3 separate regions of the Homo sapiens genome follow, and all the other regions are linked to region 1. The links are chromatin contacts, found by Hi-C or POLR2A ChIA-PET in ENCODE. All regions are on one chromosome and are shown on one strand. Each heading gives the region's core, a stretch centred on a gene start or an enhancer-like site at or near the end of the contact. The rest is flanking DNA. Distances are from core to core; before and after follow the strand shown. Region 1 holds the start of ACTN4 (actinin alpha 4). Region 2 holds the start of EGLN2 (egl-9 family hypoxia inducible factor 2). Region 3 holds the start of RAB4B (RAB4B, member RAS oncogene family).

The links. Hi-C counts contacts between places; a loop is a spot of excess contacts on that map. ChIA-PET counts read pairs that join two places held with the same protein, here RNA polymerase II (POLR2A). Pooled maps may share reads with other maps.
Region 2: a loop to region 1 is called in a pooled map, with 5 times the contacts of the local background. The contact joins the promoter of EGLN2 here to the promoter of ACTN4 in region 1. A Hi-C loop is called at or near these places in 1 of 50 pooled maps. POLR2A ChIA-PET finds 5 or more read pairs at or near these places in 2 of 52 experiments (Caco-2 and T-cell).
Region 3: a pooled map shows a loop between it and region 1 (18-fold over the local background). The contact joins the promoter of RAB4B here to the promoter of ACTN4 in region 1. A Hi-C loop is called at or near these places in 3 of 50 pooled maps. POLR2A ChIA-PET finds 5 or more read pairs at or near these places in 2 of 52 experiments (B cell and H1).

Annotation. Positions count from the first base shown.
Region 1 is chr19:38,644,967-38,650,008 of GRCh38, reverse strand. It overlaps ACTN4 (actinin alpha 4), which reads right to left and starts at 2,360. Exons shown (of 21, transcript NM_004924.6): 1 at 2,102-2,360. The coding sequence starts at 2,263. RefSeq lists an enhancer at 386-680 and silencers at 386-680, 639-837, 2,021-2,100, 2,331-2,520.
Region 2 is chr19:40,795,399-40,800,440 of GRCh38, reverse strand. EGLN2 (egl-9 family hypoxia inducible factor 2) reads right to left here and starts at 1,250. Exons shown (of 6, transcript NM_080732.4): 1 at 1,179-1,250; 2 at 1-102. RAB4B-EGLN2 (RAB4B-EGLN2 readthrough (NMD candidate)) reads right to left here. Exons shown (of 12, transcript NR_037791.1): 8 at 1-102. It overlaps RAB4B (RAB4B, member RAS oncogene family), which reads right to left. Exons shown (of 8, transcript NM_016154.5): 8 at 3,499-3,871. It overlaps MIA-RAB4B (MIA-RAB4B readthrough (NMD candidate)), which reads right to left. Exons shown (of 10, transcript NR_037775.1): 10 at 3,497-3,871. RefSeq lists silencers at 913-962, 1,113-1,472.
Region 3 is chr19:40,776,127-40,781,168 of GRCh38, reverse strand. RAB4B (RAB4B, member RAS oncogene family) reads right to left here and starts at 2,922. Exons shown (of 8, transcript NM_016154.5): 1 at 2,778-2,922; 2 at 1,070-1,150; 3 at 670-784. The coding sequence starts at 2,793. MIA (MIA SH3 domain containing) reads right to left here. Exons shown (of 4, transcript NM_006533.4): 3 at 4,090-4,200; 4 at 3,679-3,772. The coding sequence ends at 3,749. MIA-RAB4B (MIA-RAB4B readthrough (NMD candidate)) reads right to left here. Exons shown (of 10, transcript NR_037775.1): 3 at 4,090-4,200; 4 at 1,070-1,150; 5 at 670-784. RAB4B-EGLN2 (RAB4B-EGLN2 readthrough (NMD candidate)) reads right to left here and starts at 2,950. Exons shown (of 12, transcript NR_037791.1): 1 at 2,778-2,950; 2 at 1,070-1,150; 3 at 670-784. RefSeq lists enhancers at 1,320-1,851, 2,739-2,808 and silencers at 2,869-3,108, 3,659-3,788.

The DNA of each region.
Region 1 (5,042 bases), core at 1,111-3,610:
GATCTCACCTTCCCCTCAAAAAGTGAATTTATGCCAACTATCGCAACCTGTCCATCCTGCAGTAGGTGGGGCCACGGATAAGGACACCCCTCCCACCAAGCCACTGCCATGCCCCTCAGTTACTACGGATGAGGAAATTCAAGCAACGCTGGTAATGGACCCAAGGTTATGCCCGGCCCCACCTCAGGCTGCCTTGGAACAGCTGCTCCTTCCACCCTTCCCACCCTTTCCCCTCCAGCCTGGGCTAGGCTGCCTGTGCCAAGCTCCTGGCCACCAACTCGCGCCCTCGAGAGGCTTCCAGTCACTCCCCACTCTGCCAGGTCACCACTCAAAGCCCTGTAGCCTGTTCCTGAAAAATCTCCACCAAACTCACTCTCCCAAACCTTCAGAGCCCTGTCCAAAGTCCCAACTCTACACACATCCCTCTTTATTAACAGAATCACCGCAGGGAACCCTCGGATCCCTTTGCATTTTGCAGATAACAAAACTGCCCGGAGAGTTCAAGGGTCTTGTCCAAGGCCACAGAGCGAATCAGTAACAAATCTGGAAAGAAAATCCAGATCTCCAGATCCCACGAAATGCTTCCAACTTCAAGTACCTCCCACCCATTTCACGCACAAAACTTCTGAACAACCCCTTCCCCCCACACACACCCACTCACCACGCTCCTTTCTTTAGCTCTTCCTGCACACACTCAGAGCTCCCCCCTCAACCACACTGGATTTATCCCCCCCCCACAGACACTGACACCTCGCTCGGGGATCCCACTCCACTTCTGATCACCTTTTCACTGCTGTGGGGCCCTACCAAGTTGCCCCCCCCGCCCCCCAAAAAAACAGTGCCACCTGAACACAGTCTCTGCTTCAGGATCCCTTCACCTACCTCCGGTCTCTCCAAAAAAGACACAATTCTTCCTGGACACTCTCAACGCTTCCTCCCCAAACTCATTCTGCCTGCACGACACACACACGCTCTCCAGTCCCGGGACTGCACCTCCAGGAGCCAGCACCCCCTCCTCAAATTCCTTTCTCAGTCTATCCATTACGCATTCCCTTTCTAATGAGACTTTCATTTTCCTAAACGAACCTCTCTCCCATTATCCACCATTCCAGCTCACCCTCCCTCCCACCGATCTCACCTTCTCCCTCTACACTTCCTCATTCTCTCCAACGCTTTAGCTTTTCAGCTTCCCATCAATTCTTTAGAAATCCCTCCCCAAATTATCCCCACTCTCCGTATCCCCTCTACTTCGGCTTCTCCATCCCTCATCAATTCCTCTTATTATTCCTCCTATCTCTTAATCTTCTCCCCTTTGGAACAGGGCACCACAAATAAATCTCACCCCCTTCAAAAACGTCTGATTCACGGGCCCCTTAACTTCTTCCTTCCGCACCCCACCCTCCTCAGACCCCCAGTCCTGGCACCTCTACCCTCCTCACACCCTAAGCCCATGTCTTTTCATGCTCAATTCTACCCTTAGCCCCTGTTTTCATCTTCCCAGCCTCCCTAGTCTTCCCACCCGTCTTCAGACCCCACAATCTCCACTCCATCCTCACACTTGATTCTTCATCCCCTTTATAACTCCCCCAACCTGAGGCTCCCCCAATTCCAATCTCCTTCAGATCTTTCTGCTCTCCAAATAACCAACCCCTCCACACTCAAGCTCCTCCTCACACTTCCCAGACCCAGAAATTCCCTTCTCAGCCTCCCCTGATTCTCCTCCCAGCACCCCCAACCCATGCTCCGACCCTTCAAGCCCGCCTCGGATCCCAGTTCCATTTCAGCCTGCCCAGTCATCTCCTCGGTTTCCCCTAATGGCACGCCCAGACCCTCCAAATCCTTCATCAGCCTTCCCGATTCCTTTTATTTGACTCCCATATTCCCCACCCAGCCGCCAATTCTCTTTTCAGATTCCCAATTCCTTCCTCTAGCTCGGCGATTCCTCCTCAGGACTCCAATTCCCTTCCCGGACCCGCCAATTCCTTCTCGGGACCCCCCCGTTCCCATCACAGACGCTCCAGTTACCTTTCAGGACCTCCCACCCCTCCCCGGGCCCCCTCAGAAAAGCCCCTCCAGCCCGTCCGGCCCGCGGGCCGCGCACCTTGCGCTGCTGCTTCTCCCAGGCCGGGTCCAGCAGCAGGTCCCGGTCCCAGTCGTCCTCCTGGGCCATGTAGTCGCCCATGCTGCCCCCGCCGCCAGCGCCATTGCCCGCGCTGCTGGGGCCGTACTGGTACGACTGGTTCGCCGCGTGGTAGTCCACCATTCCGCCGCCTCTCGCTCGCCCACCAGCCTGTCCGCTCCCGCCTCAGCTCCCGCCCCTCTGCCCGAGCCGCCGCCGCTACCGCCGCTTCAGCTGCTTCAGCCCGCCCTCCGCCCGCGCCTGCGCACTGCCCGCCGCGCCTGCGCACAGCGCCGAGGTTGCCGCCCTCCCGCGCGCGCGCGCCTGCCAAACCAGAAAAGGCACCAAGGCCGCGCTCCGGAGCTTGGCGCCTGCGCAGAGTCCCGCTTCCTGGCCGCCCGACTCAGCCCGGGGGCGAGCCGCGCCCCCTCTCCGGCGTGAACGCGCGCGTCGTTCGCGTATGGGCGGGGCCAGATCATGAATGATTCATAAGGGCAGGCCCCGCCATCGGACCTGAACCAGCTCAGGCTTGGAATGCACTGCACCGGGTTCCCATTCAGCGACACAAATTCAACAAATATTTATTGAACACCTATTCTGTGCCAGACTATGTTTTACGCAGGCACTAAAAACAGAAAAAAATCCCAACTTTCATGAAACTACCTTCTAGTAAAGGAAGCCACATACACACAAATCTACTTTTATTTTTATTATTTTTTGAGACGGAGTCTCGCTCTGTCTCCCAGGCTGGAGTGCAGTGGCGCGATCTCGGCTCACTGCAACCTCCGCCTCCCGGATTCAAGCAATTCTCCTGCCTCAGCCTCCCGAGTAGCTGGGAACACAGGCATGCTCCACCACACCCGGCTAATTTTTGTATTTTTTTAGTAGAGACGGGGTTTCACCATGTTGGCCAGGCTGGTCTTGAACTCTTGAGCTCAAGCGATCCTCCCGCCTCAGCCTCCCAAAGTGCTGGAATTACAGGCGTGAGCCACCGCGCCCAACCAACACACAAATTTTTTTTTTTGAGACGGAGTTTCGCTCTTGTTGCCCAGGCTGGAGTGCAATGGCGTGATCTGGGCTCACTGCAACCTCCGCCTCCCAGGTTCAAGCTATTCTCCTGCCTCAGCCTCCCGAGTAGCTGGGATCACAGGCATGTGCCACCACTCCTGGCTAATTTTGTATTTTTAGTAGAGACGGGGTTTCTCCATGTTGGTCAGGCTGGTCTCAAACTCCCGACCTCAGGTGATCCGCCCACCTCGGCCTCCCAAAGTGCTGGGCTTACAGGCATGAGCCACTGCGCCTGGCCTCAACACTCAAAATTTTAAAAAATATGTAGACAGGCACAGGGGCTCACACCTGTAATCCCAGCACTTTGGGAAGCTGAGGCGGGAGGATGGCTTGAGCCCAAGAGTTCAAGGCCAGCCTAGGCAACATAACAAGAACCTGTCTCTACAAGAAATGTAAAAATTCACTGGGCATGGCTGTGTGCACCTGTAGTCCCAGCTACTCAGGAGGCTGAGGAAGGGACATCACTTGAGCCCAGGAGTTCCAGTCTGCAGTGAGCTGTGATCACACCAATGCACTCCAGAAGCGAAATCCTGTCTCAAAAATATACATAAAAGTAAAAAATAGGTAGTATTGTATATTCCAAGGTGTTGAGTATTTGGAGAAAAATCAAGCATGGGCTGGAATGCAAATAAACTACTCAGGTAGGCTTCATGGAGAAGGCAGACATTTAAACAAAGGTGCGAGCCACTGCATCAGGAAGCATCTTAAATTTAAATATTCAGCCAGGCACTGGTGGCTTACTCTTGCAATCCCAGCACTCTGGGGAGTCAAGGCTGGAAGAGTGCTTGAGCCCAAGAGTTTGAGGCCAGACTGGGTAACATAACAAGATCTCATCTCTACAAAAAAATGTTTACATTAAAAATAAATGGCCGGGCGCAGTGGCTCATGCCTGTAATCCCAGCACTTTGGGAGGCCGAGGCAGGCAGATCACGAGGTCAGGAGTTAGAGGCCAGCCTGGCCAACATGGTGAAACCCCGTCTCTACTAAAAATACAAAAATTAGCCGGGCTTGGTGGCATGCACCTGTAATCCCAGCTACCCAGGGGGCTGAGGTAGGGGAATCACTGGAACTCGGGAGGCAGAGGCTGCAGTAAGCCGAGATCGCGCCACTGTACTCCAGCCTGGGCGACAGAGCAAGACTCCGTCTAAAATAAAAATAAAAATAAATAAATAAATATCCGGCCAGGTGTGGTGGCTCACGCCTGTAATCCCAGCACTTTGGGGGGCCGAAGTGGGCGGATCACCCCAGGTCAGGAGTTCAAGACCAGCCGGGCCAACGACTCCGTCTCTACTAAAAATACAAAATTAGCCAGGCATAGTGGCACATGCCTGTAATCCCAGCTACTCAGGAGGCTGAGGTAGGAGAATAGCTTGAACCTGGGAGACGGAGGTTGTGGTGAGCCAAGATTGCACCATTGTACTCCAGCTTGGGCAACAAGAGCGAAACTCCATCTCAAATAATAATAATAATAAATATCCAAAATAGAGTTCCTGATCTTCCCCCCAAGCTTGGTCATCCCATCCCACAGTCATCCCTCTTCAATTCGTGCACCTCCAGCCTTGCAGTTGCTGAGGCTACAGACCTTGCGGTCATCCTTAATGCCTCTTTGTCTTCACAACCCCATCCAGTTCTTCAGGAAATTCTGTCATTCCATCTTGAAAGAATACACAGAACCCACCCACTTCCCCCTGCCCCACTGCGCCACCCAGGTTCTGTCTACCCTCGCCTCGCCTTCCCTTGGGCCATTGCAGCAGTTCCCCACTGTCTCCCAGCTCCCCCTCCCACCCCCTTCTCTTTCCCAGGAGAAGCTGGAGGGAGCCTGTGAATGAATGACTGAGTCAGATCACATTCCTCC
Region 2 (5,042 bases), core at 1-2,500, 2.2 Mb before region 1:
CAGGGCAGACAGCAAGAGCTCTTCTCGTGCCCTGGGGGTTGCTTGCTGGTCCCCAAGTCCTCTGCGGTCCCTAAGGGCTTGGGAAGGGACCCTTCAGGGTGGCTAGAGAAAGGAAAAAAAAAAAGGGATGTGAGAGAAACTAGAGACAGGCAGGCAGGGGAAAGCCGGGATGGTATGGGCAGGAGTGGGGAAGACGACCAGGACAGACTTGACTATAGAGGCCCCCCAAAACCTGAGGCCAAGTCGGGGAGAGGACCCTGAGAATCTGGAGGTGCGGGAGTCCGCTGACAGATAAGAGGCAGTGATAGGGAGAGGCTGGAGGCCAGGGGCTGGGTAGATGACCCTAAGACAGAGGACTGTGGTGCAGGTTGTGGGACGCGGTAACCAAAGACAGAAGAAGGAGGGCTGGAGTAGAAAAGGGTGGTGTGGAGGAGTGGGAAAGGAGGGGGTTTGGAAAATAGGAGGGACCTGCCTCGGCGTTCCAGAAAGACAACGAGAAACGTGGGGGTTCCAGGGAGAGTCAGGGTGGGGGCGGGGGGGTCAAAAGACAGAGGAAACTGGGGAGTCCAAAAACAAAGAGAACGAGGGGCCCAGAGACAGAAAAATAGACCGGAGGGAAGCTGGGAGGGAGGACCCGGGGCGGAGCGGGACGGTGGGGTCGACCCGAGCCCGACGGGAGGAAGCCGGCCGGGGGCGGACACACGCCCAGACGGAAGGGAGGTCCCGAGACTGACCGACGGGAGGGGCCCTCGGGGAGAGGGTCCGCGGCGACAGAGGAAAGGACGGAGGAGGGTGCACGCACCCGGAGACAGGACGAGAGATAAAGGTGCCCCCATCCAGGGCACCCCAACGCCCCCAACCCGGGGCAGGCCCTGAGGCCCCTTCTGAGCGCAGTAGGCGACAGGGGCAGGGCCTAAGGGCCGCTCGGACCCCCTCCCCTCCCCCTCCACTCGGCCTCCGCCCGGCGCGCGCTCCCCGCCCCCACCCCAACCCCCACAACGGCCGGCACCCAACGTAACCGGCGCGCGTCCCCTCCCCCGCGCCGCACCCACATCCCCCTTCCCGGGGTCGCCCCGGCAGGCCCCGGCGCGCGCCCCCACACCCCGCCCGGTTCGCGCCGGCGCCCCGGCTCCGGCTTAGTCTCCTCCCGCTCCCTTCTCGCCCCGCGACCTCCTCACCGAGCTTTTTCCTCCGGCCCCGGCGCCGCCGTTTGTGCCAGCCGCCCTGCGCCGCACAGCGCGCCATACCCCGCCCCCACCGCGCGCGACGCCCCGCCCCGCCTCGCCCGGTGGGCACGTGACCGCGCCCCGCGGAGGGGACGGCGCCTGCGCAGGCCCGAGCCGCGCGGGGCGGGGCGGAGCGGGGCGAGGAAGTTCGGGACAACCCCCCTACCAAGGAGAAAGGAAACAGCGGTCCGTGGCCTACACGAGGTTCATTTGCATCCTCCGCCCCGCCCCCTTTGCGCGGGAGGGGGAACGCAGTGTGAGGGGCCGGGTCTGGGAGGGGGCGTTTCTTGCATGTTGGAATCAAGTGGCGTCGGCGGGGCGGGGCACGCAAATGATGTGATTTACATGGACAGGCCTACCCGCCCCCCGCCCAGCGCGGGGCACCGAGTTCGGCAGCGCGGTGCGCGTGACTTCATTTACATGGTCAGCTCCTCCTCCTTCTCGCCGTCCAGGAACGGAGGTGAGAGACGGAGAAATGGCTACGCAGTTAGTTGAGAAATGTATGTAAATTCGCACGTCAGTAATTTACATAAGTATCTTTTATAACGGAGGCAAAAAAGTGCGGGTTGCCCTTGAGAAAAGGGAACGCGGACTAGAAGGGATGTGCAAATGTGTATTTTCAAGACCCGCTCCGGCCTGCCCCCTCGGGACGATTGTGGGAATCAGAATAAAGAACCAGGGAAAGTCTGGGCAACGGAGTGAGACCTTATCTTTACACAAAATTAAAAAATGAAACAAAAAAAAATCCACGGAACGCTACACAGAGAAGACATTTGCATGGCCAGCTGGGAACACTTTAGGAGACTAAGGAGATAAGGTCATTTTGAATGCCCTGCCCGCTCCACCATTGCTCTGGAGAGCTGGGACTCAAGGCTCCCGCCGGGTCGGTGAAGGCCGACGTGGAGATGGGAGGGCGACGAGCAACTGGGAGTGTCCTCGGGGCTGCACCAGTCCCCTGCAGGCCACCTGAGGGCGTAGGGCGGTTCGCGTGAGCACAAGGGCATGCATACTGGTATCCACACATGCGTGAGGATTGCACAAAAGCCCGCAGTCCTCAGGGCACACACAGGGTTCATGGCCACACAAGGGTGTTTCTAGTTTAGTTTTGTTTTTGAGATGGGGTCTTACCCTTTTGCCCAGGCTGAAGTGCTGTGGCATGATCATAGTTCACTGCAGGCCCAACCTCCCAACTAAAGTGATCCTCACACCTCAGCCTCCGGAATAGCTGGGACTTCAGGTGTGTACCACGACACCTGGCTAACTTTTTCTGTTTTTTATTTTTGTAGATAGGGTCTCTCTGTGTTGCCCAGGCTATAGTCTCCAACTCCTGGGCTCAAGTGATCCATCTGCCTTGGCCTCCCGAAGTGCTGGGATTACAGGCATGAGCCACCACGCCTGGCCACACATGGGTGTTTAAAAGGAGCCAAATTCACACCAAAACACACACAGACCTCGGGGTACACATGCACAGGCACACACGCAGTAGTGAGTCACTGCCTCTGACTCTCAGGCATCAGACATGCACACACCGGAGGCCCACCTATAGGTCCAAATTCCCATCCCCTGGCCTTGATGTCCCAAACAATACCAGCCTCACCAATACAATGACCAAGGCCACAGAGCAGTTACGGCTGTCAGCATCACACACAACCAGCACACATTATATCCTATAGACATCATCCCATATGCAGGTACTGGAAACATGTACACATGTCACAAACACAGGGACATCAGCGTGTTTACACACGTGAGCTTAGAACACAGATTGTCACAAACTGTCCACACAGTAACAAATTCCCTCCCTCCGCAACAGGCACCTGAGTCATCATGCTTGGTATACCCCACACCACGTCCAATCAGGAAACAAGGCCCCCAAGGCCAGGCCCAGTGGCTCACACCTGTAATTCCAGCACTTTGGGAGGCCAGCGCGGGCGAATCACCTGAGGTTGGGAGTTCGAGACCAACCTTGACCAACATGGAGAAACTCCATCTCTACTAAAAATACAAAATTAGCCAAGTGTGGTGGCACATGCCTGTAATCCCAGCTACTCGGGAGGCTGAGGCAGGAGAATAGCTTGAACCCGGGAGGTGGAGGTTGTGGTGAGCCAAGATCACGCCACTGCACTCCAGCCTGGGCAACAAGAAGGAAACTCCATCTCAACAACAACAACAAAAAAACAGAAACAAGGCCCCCAAACACCATGACACATGATTCTTCCATCAGGGACCTCTTCCATCTCCCTGCCATCTCACAATAATGGAGGCCAAGACACAGGTGTAAACAATGCTTTATGGGGGTAGGGTGGGTGCTGGACAGGCCTCCAGGTAATAAATAACAGGTACTAGCAACAGCAGGGCCAGATGGGGAGTTGGGGACAAATGACCCTGGTCTCAGGCTTTGGGAGCTCTTGGGGTATGGTTAGGGGTTCAGGGGGACAGACGTTAGCCAAGACAGAGGAAGCAGCAGCAGGTACGGGATTCCCCCTTCCCCCGTGGCTCAGTCTTGCCCCAAAGCCAGGCCCCACCAGGCCAGGGAAGGGGGACAGGTGGCAACGTAGCTTCTCCGGGGCCAGGGCAGGTTAGGACACGGCCTCTCAGAGCCTGGGCCTGGGCCCCAGCAGGGCTGGTCCTGGAGAACAGGTGAGCTGAAAGAGAAGGGTGTGGTGACCTGCAGGGTCCCCGGGGTCTGTCCAGCCGGTCTCTATCTCATTTCCAGGTATTTCCTTCCCCTCCTATCTGCATCGGTCTGTCCATACCTTTCTTCTCCCGGTTTCTACATTGTCTGATTTTCCGCCTCTCCCCTGCAGGTAATTTGGGGCTTGTGCTGAGGGTACCTGCATCTCCCTCTTTGTTTGCCTCAGAGAGCTGTCTGAGTCTGTAAAGCCACATTTCAACATCTAAATATCATGAATCTGGATGGACGCAGTGGCTCACGCCTGTAATCCCAGCACTGTGGGAAGCCAAGGCAGGAGGAATGCTTGAGCCCAGGAGTTTGAGACCAGCTTAGGCAACACCACGAAACCCCGTCTCTACAAAAACATACAAACATTAGCCAGGTGTAGTGGCATGCACCAGTAGTCCCAGCTACCTGGGGGGCTGAGGTGGGAACATCGCTTGAGCCTGAGAGGTGGAGATTGCAGTGAGCCAAGATTGTGCCACTGCACTCCAGCCTAGGCAACAGAGTGAGACTGTCTCAAAAAAATAAATAGGCCGGGCGCGGTGGCTCATGCCTGTAATCCCAGCACTTTGGGAGGCCGAGGCGGGCAGATCACCTGAAGTCGGGAGTTCCAGACCAGCCTGACCAACATGGAGAAACCTCATCTCCACTAAAAATACAAAATTAGCCAGGTGTGGTGGCACATGCCTGTAATCCCAGCTACTCAGTAGGCTGAGGCAGGAGAATCTTGTAAACCCAGGAGGCAGAAGTTACGGTGAGCTGACATTGCACTATTGCACTCCAACCTGGGCAACAAGAGCGAAACTCCATCTCAAAATAAATAAATAAATAAATAAATAAATCGGCCAGGCACGGTGGCTCACGCCTGTAATCCCAGCACTTTGGGAGGCCGAGACAGGCAGATCACAAGGTCAGGAGTTCAGACCGCCCTGGCCAATGGTGAAACCCCGTCTCTACTAAAAATACAAAAATTAGCCAGGCGTGGTGGTAGGTGCCTGTAGTCCCAGCTACTTGGGAGGCTGAGGCAGGAGAATCACTTGAACCCAGGAGGCGGAGGTTGCAGTGAGCCAAGATCACACCACTGCACTCCAGCCCGGGCAACAGAGGGACACTCCATCTCAAAAAATTTAAATAAATAA
Region 3 (5,042 bases), core at 1,673-4,172, 2.1 Mb before region 1:
ATCCACCACCACAGCCTGGCTACATTTTTTGATTTTTTTTTTTTTTTTTTTTTTTTAGTAGAGACACGGTTTCACCATATTGGCAGGCTGGTCTTGAACTCCTGACTTCAAGTGATCCACCTGCCTCAGCCTCCCACAGTGCTGGGATTATAGGTGTAAGCCACCGTGCCAGGCCTCCTTACCTCCCTTATCATTCTCTTCAACTCTCTTAGTCTCTGTCTCTCTTGCTCTTTTCCTTTCTGAGTGTGAGTCTCTCAAGTTTCCCCTTCTCTTTCTGTTTCGGTGTCTCTCAGTCTCCATCCCTTTCCCCACCCCCAAGCCACTTTTCTCTATCTCTTTTTCTTTCTTTGAGATGGGGTCTCACTATGTTGCCCAGGCTGGTCTCAAACTCCTGGGCTCAGGCAATCTTCCCACCATGGCCTCCCAAAGCACGGGGATTACCGGCATGAGCCATTGCGCCTGGCCCCTACCTCTTTTTCTTCCACCATCTCTTTATCTCTCCAGTACTCCCTCTCTCCTTGGATATATATACCTGCTAACTACGGTGTCTCATCTCTCTCTGTCTGCCTTGTCTGCCCTCTCAGTGTCTCCAAGTGACTCTACACACACATCTCTCTCTTTCCTTCTCACTCTCTCTCCCCATCACCCTTGGGAGCCCAGCCCACCTACCGAAACCGCTCCTGGCCAGCCGTGTCCCAAATCTGTAGCTTCACAGTCTTCCCACCCACGTTGACCACCCGGGATCCAAACTCCACGCCGATTGTGTGGTTGGAGTCCTGTTTGACTGGGAGTAGGAGGAACAGAAGGGGCAGTACAGGGAGAGAGGAGACAGCTCAGAGGATCCCCCATCCTCCAAGGCCCTCTCAGTCTCTACAAACCCATTCTCCTTGCTGGAGTGACTTGAGGTCAAGGAGAACCTAGTAAAGGACATACGACAAAGCAAGGACCAAAAAGCCAGCACTGGACTTGTACCTATGGCCAGCCCTGCCCTCCCCACCGGCTGCCCACCAGCCCACACCATGCGCATAAACACAGCTCAGGGTTCCCAGGACCACTGCGGGAAACTCACACTTATTCTCAATGAACTGATGAAGGAGACATGATTTGCCAGTTCCTGCACTGCCAATCACCAGGAATTTGAAGAGGAAGTCTGACCAGATGGAGCCAAAATCAGGGATACCCACAGGGAGAGAAAGATACAGGGAAAAAAGATGGATTCCAATCCAATCTCTCTCTCTAACCATCACAGTTAGAGGGAGAGAAACAGACATAGGCAGAAACAAACCAATAGGTAACAGTAACAGATAACTCTTATGTAGTACTTGCCATGTGCCAGGCACATTCTATATATTTTTTTTCAACTTTTATTTTAGATTCAGGGAGTACATGTGCAGGGGTTTTTTTGTCGTTGTTTTTGTTTTTTTGAGACAGAGTTTCACTTTTCGTTGCCCAGGCTGGAGTGCAATGGCGCGATCTCGGCTCACCGCAACCTCCACCTCCCAGGTTCAAGCAATTCTCCTGCCTCAGCCTCCCGAGTAGCTGGGATTACAGGCATGCGCCACCACACTCAGCTAATTCTGTATTTTTAGTAGAGACGGGGTTTCTCCATGTTGGTCAGGCTGGTCTCAAACTCCCGACCTCAGGTGATCCGCCTGCCTCAGCCTCCCAAAGTGCTGGGATTACAGGCATGAGCCACCGCGCCCAGCCCACATGTGCAGGTTTGTTACATGGGTCAATTGTGTGTTGTTGTGGGCCAGGAACAGTTCTAAAGGTCTTTACTCACATCAACAGCTCACATCATCCTCAGGAAAACTCTATGAGGGAGGTAGACTAAAAATTATTCCCATTTTCCGGATGAGGTAACAGGCCAGAAAGGTTAACTGACTTGCCCAAAGTGACACAGCTGGGCAGAAGTGAGATTCAAACCTAGGCCAAGGGCTCCAGAGTCCCAGATCTTAGCTATTTTGTCGCTAAAGTCTCTTGAAAGCTATTTAAACAAGGACTACGATATAGCCCTTGTTCCTCTTCACCTCCTACCACCCTCTGACTCATTCACTCCACTATAGCTCCTGACCTTCAGTCTATTCCCTGAAAATGACAAGCTGGTTCTCACCTCAGGGTCTTTGCACTCTTCTCCCTTCTCTTCTATATTTGTTGAGTGAATGCGGCTCCCTCTGACTCCTAAACCTGCACTTCCCCTGCCTCCAATCACCACCTCCTATGGTGCATCCCTACTGATTTTCCACTTCCCGACCTCTCCTTCCCTCCCTCTGCCCAGAACCCGGCTCCATTCTCATGCATAAGTCCCACCCTTTGCCACTAAGTCCTGCCCCTAACTCAAGGACAGCCCATCCCCAAACCCATTCCAGAGCTCTCTCCAGCCAGATCAGCCCCAGGGTCCCGAGCTTCCATTCAGTGTTCCCTCTAGCCCATAAGCCCGACTCCTGCCATTCATGCAGTCAGCCCCGCCCCTTCACTCAGGCTCCGCCCAGATCCATTAAGGCCCACCTCTTCCCTCAGGGCCTCCCTGAACCCCTCAGGACCAGCTCCCTCAAATCCCGCCCCAGATCTATTTAACCCACGCACCAGACCCTCAGGCTCCACCTAAATCGATTAAGCTCAGCCTCAGACCCACTAAACCCCTCCCAGCATCCACTTAGGTCCTGCCTCCATCACACCAGACCCCGCCCCCTGATCTACAAAGCCCCGCCCATTCCCACAGGCCGCATCCTCCCTGGGCCCAGACCCAGGACCCCAGCTTCGTCCACCACCCTCACCGTAGGTCTCAGCCATGACTCGGTCGCGGCCGCTGAGGGCCGCAATATGGCGCCGCGGCCGCGCCTGCTCCTCGGCTGGCAGCCGCTCCACTCCGGCTACAGCCCCGGCTCCTTCCTACTCCCCGGGCCCGGCACCGCCACTTCCGCCTCCGCCCCCCTCCGGCGCGACCCGCTCCGGCAGCTGGATACCAGGCGACGCTTTCCGAAGGGCGGGATTGGCGGACTCGCGGGCAGGGGGCGGGACAAGAGGCGCGGATTGGTGGCGTGAGAAGGACCAAGCCCAAAGGGGCGGGGCCGAGCCCAGCGATTGGCTGAGCAAGTGGGAAGGGACGTGCAGAGCTGCTTAGCTGAGCCGAGGAACGGATTTAGTCTGGAGTACGGGGGGCAGAGTCGAGTCTCCGGATTGGATCGGAGCGGACTTGGGGGAGGGGATACAAATGCAAAGAAGGGGGCACGGGCAGGATTGACAGAAAGAGGCTGGAAGAGGAGCTGATCTTGAGCTGGCGGGAGCGATTACTGTTCTCAAAGGCGAAAAGGAGGAAAACTGGGCAGATAGGCGCAGGTTACTTCCCACCTCCCTTTCCAGATAATCTTCCAAGAAAACCTTTACTGTGCGATTTATATCCTCCGCGTAGTCCGATTGGCTCCCTCCCACTGGTCTAGAGAGGACACTACAATCCCCTAGTTGGGCTGCTTAGGTTTTCCTTTGCTTGTGTCCGAAACCTAAGCTTAGGAGCGCTCCTACTGCACAGGGCTTTCATCAGTGAAACTCTGCCTAGCAACCACTGACGTTACCACAGGCAGCGGGTTAATTGGTTAGATTCAGCAACCTAGAGAAACATTTCATTTGTACAGTCCCCACCCTACCCTACCCCACCCCAAAGACCACGGAGACGAGCCGTTTGCACTGGGCTGATTGTATTTGCATAAAGCCAAGGAGGGGAAACGGCAGGGCCAGCGGTAGGCTGAGCTCACTGGCAGTAGAAATCCCATTTCTGAAAAAGAGAAAGGGGAAACAGTGGAAAGAAAACCAGCGGTCACACCACAAAGGATCTAGTGGTTTTAGCAAAGGCTGCAGCTGCAGGGCCCAGGTCTGGCCACACAAGTGCTATGCAAATTAGCCTAGAGCCCTCTAATCTTTGCACCTCCCAACTGGACCCATTTTACTGGTGAGAAAATTGAGGCAGGGAAAGAATTTCTCCCAGCGCACATACCTAGGCTGCCAGGGAGCCAAGTGTGGGAGCATTTTTGCCCATCCCCACAACCTAAGGGTCCTCCCCCCACATTTCTTGCCAGCCCCCATGACACTCACGTCTGTCTTCACATCGACTTTGCCAGGTTTCAGGGTCTGGTCCTCTCGGACAATGCTACTGGGGAAATAGCCCAGGCGAGCAGCCAGATCTCCATAGTAATCTCCCTGAACCTGGGGAAGAGGAGTTAAAAGCTAGGGTCTGGGAAGATGGCAAGCTTGTGCCTGCTGAAGGCCTTTGCATTCTCCCTTCTCCCTGATCTCCACATAACTGCTCCATCCTTGTCATATGAATCTCAGCTTAAATGCCACCTGTTCAGAGGCCCTTTCTGAACACCCAAGTAAGTCTCTGTTAATTCTCACAGCAGCGCATATTTGCTTTTATTATTATTATTATTTTGGAAACAGGGTCTCATTGTGTCGCCCAGGTTGAGGTGCAGTAGCATGATCACGGCTCACTGCAGCCTCAACTTCTGGGATCAAGCAATCCTCCCACCTCAGCCTCCCGAGTAGCCGGGACCACAGACACATGCCATGAAGCCCAGTTAATTTTAAATTTTTTTTTATAGAGATGGGGGTCTTGCTATGTTGCCCAGGCTGGTCTCGAACTCCTGGGCTCAAGCTATCCTCCCAACTTGGCCTTACTTGGGATTACAGGTGTGAGCTACTGTGCCCGGCTGCTGCTATTTTTTATGCCTTGCTTTTTGTTCATTTCCCTCCATTAGAATAAAAAGGATCATTTGTTGTTGTATCTTGGTGTCTAGAACAGAACGTGGGACCATATCAGGTCCTAAAATTGGTAAATAAAGTGAAAATAGGCTGGGGGGCAGTGGCTCACACCTGTAATCCCAGCACTCCGGGAGGCCAAGGCGGGCAGATCATGAGGTCAGGAGTTCAAGACCAGCCTGGCCAATATGGTAAAACCCTGTCTCTACTAAAAATACAAAAATTAGCCAGGTGTGGTGGTGCATGCCTGTAATCCCAGGTACTTGGGAGGCTGAGGCAGGAGAATCGCT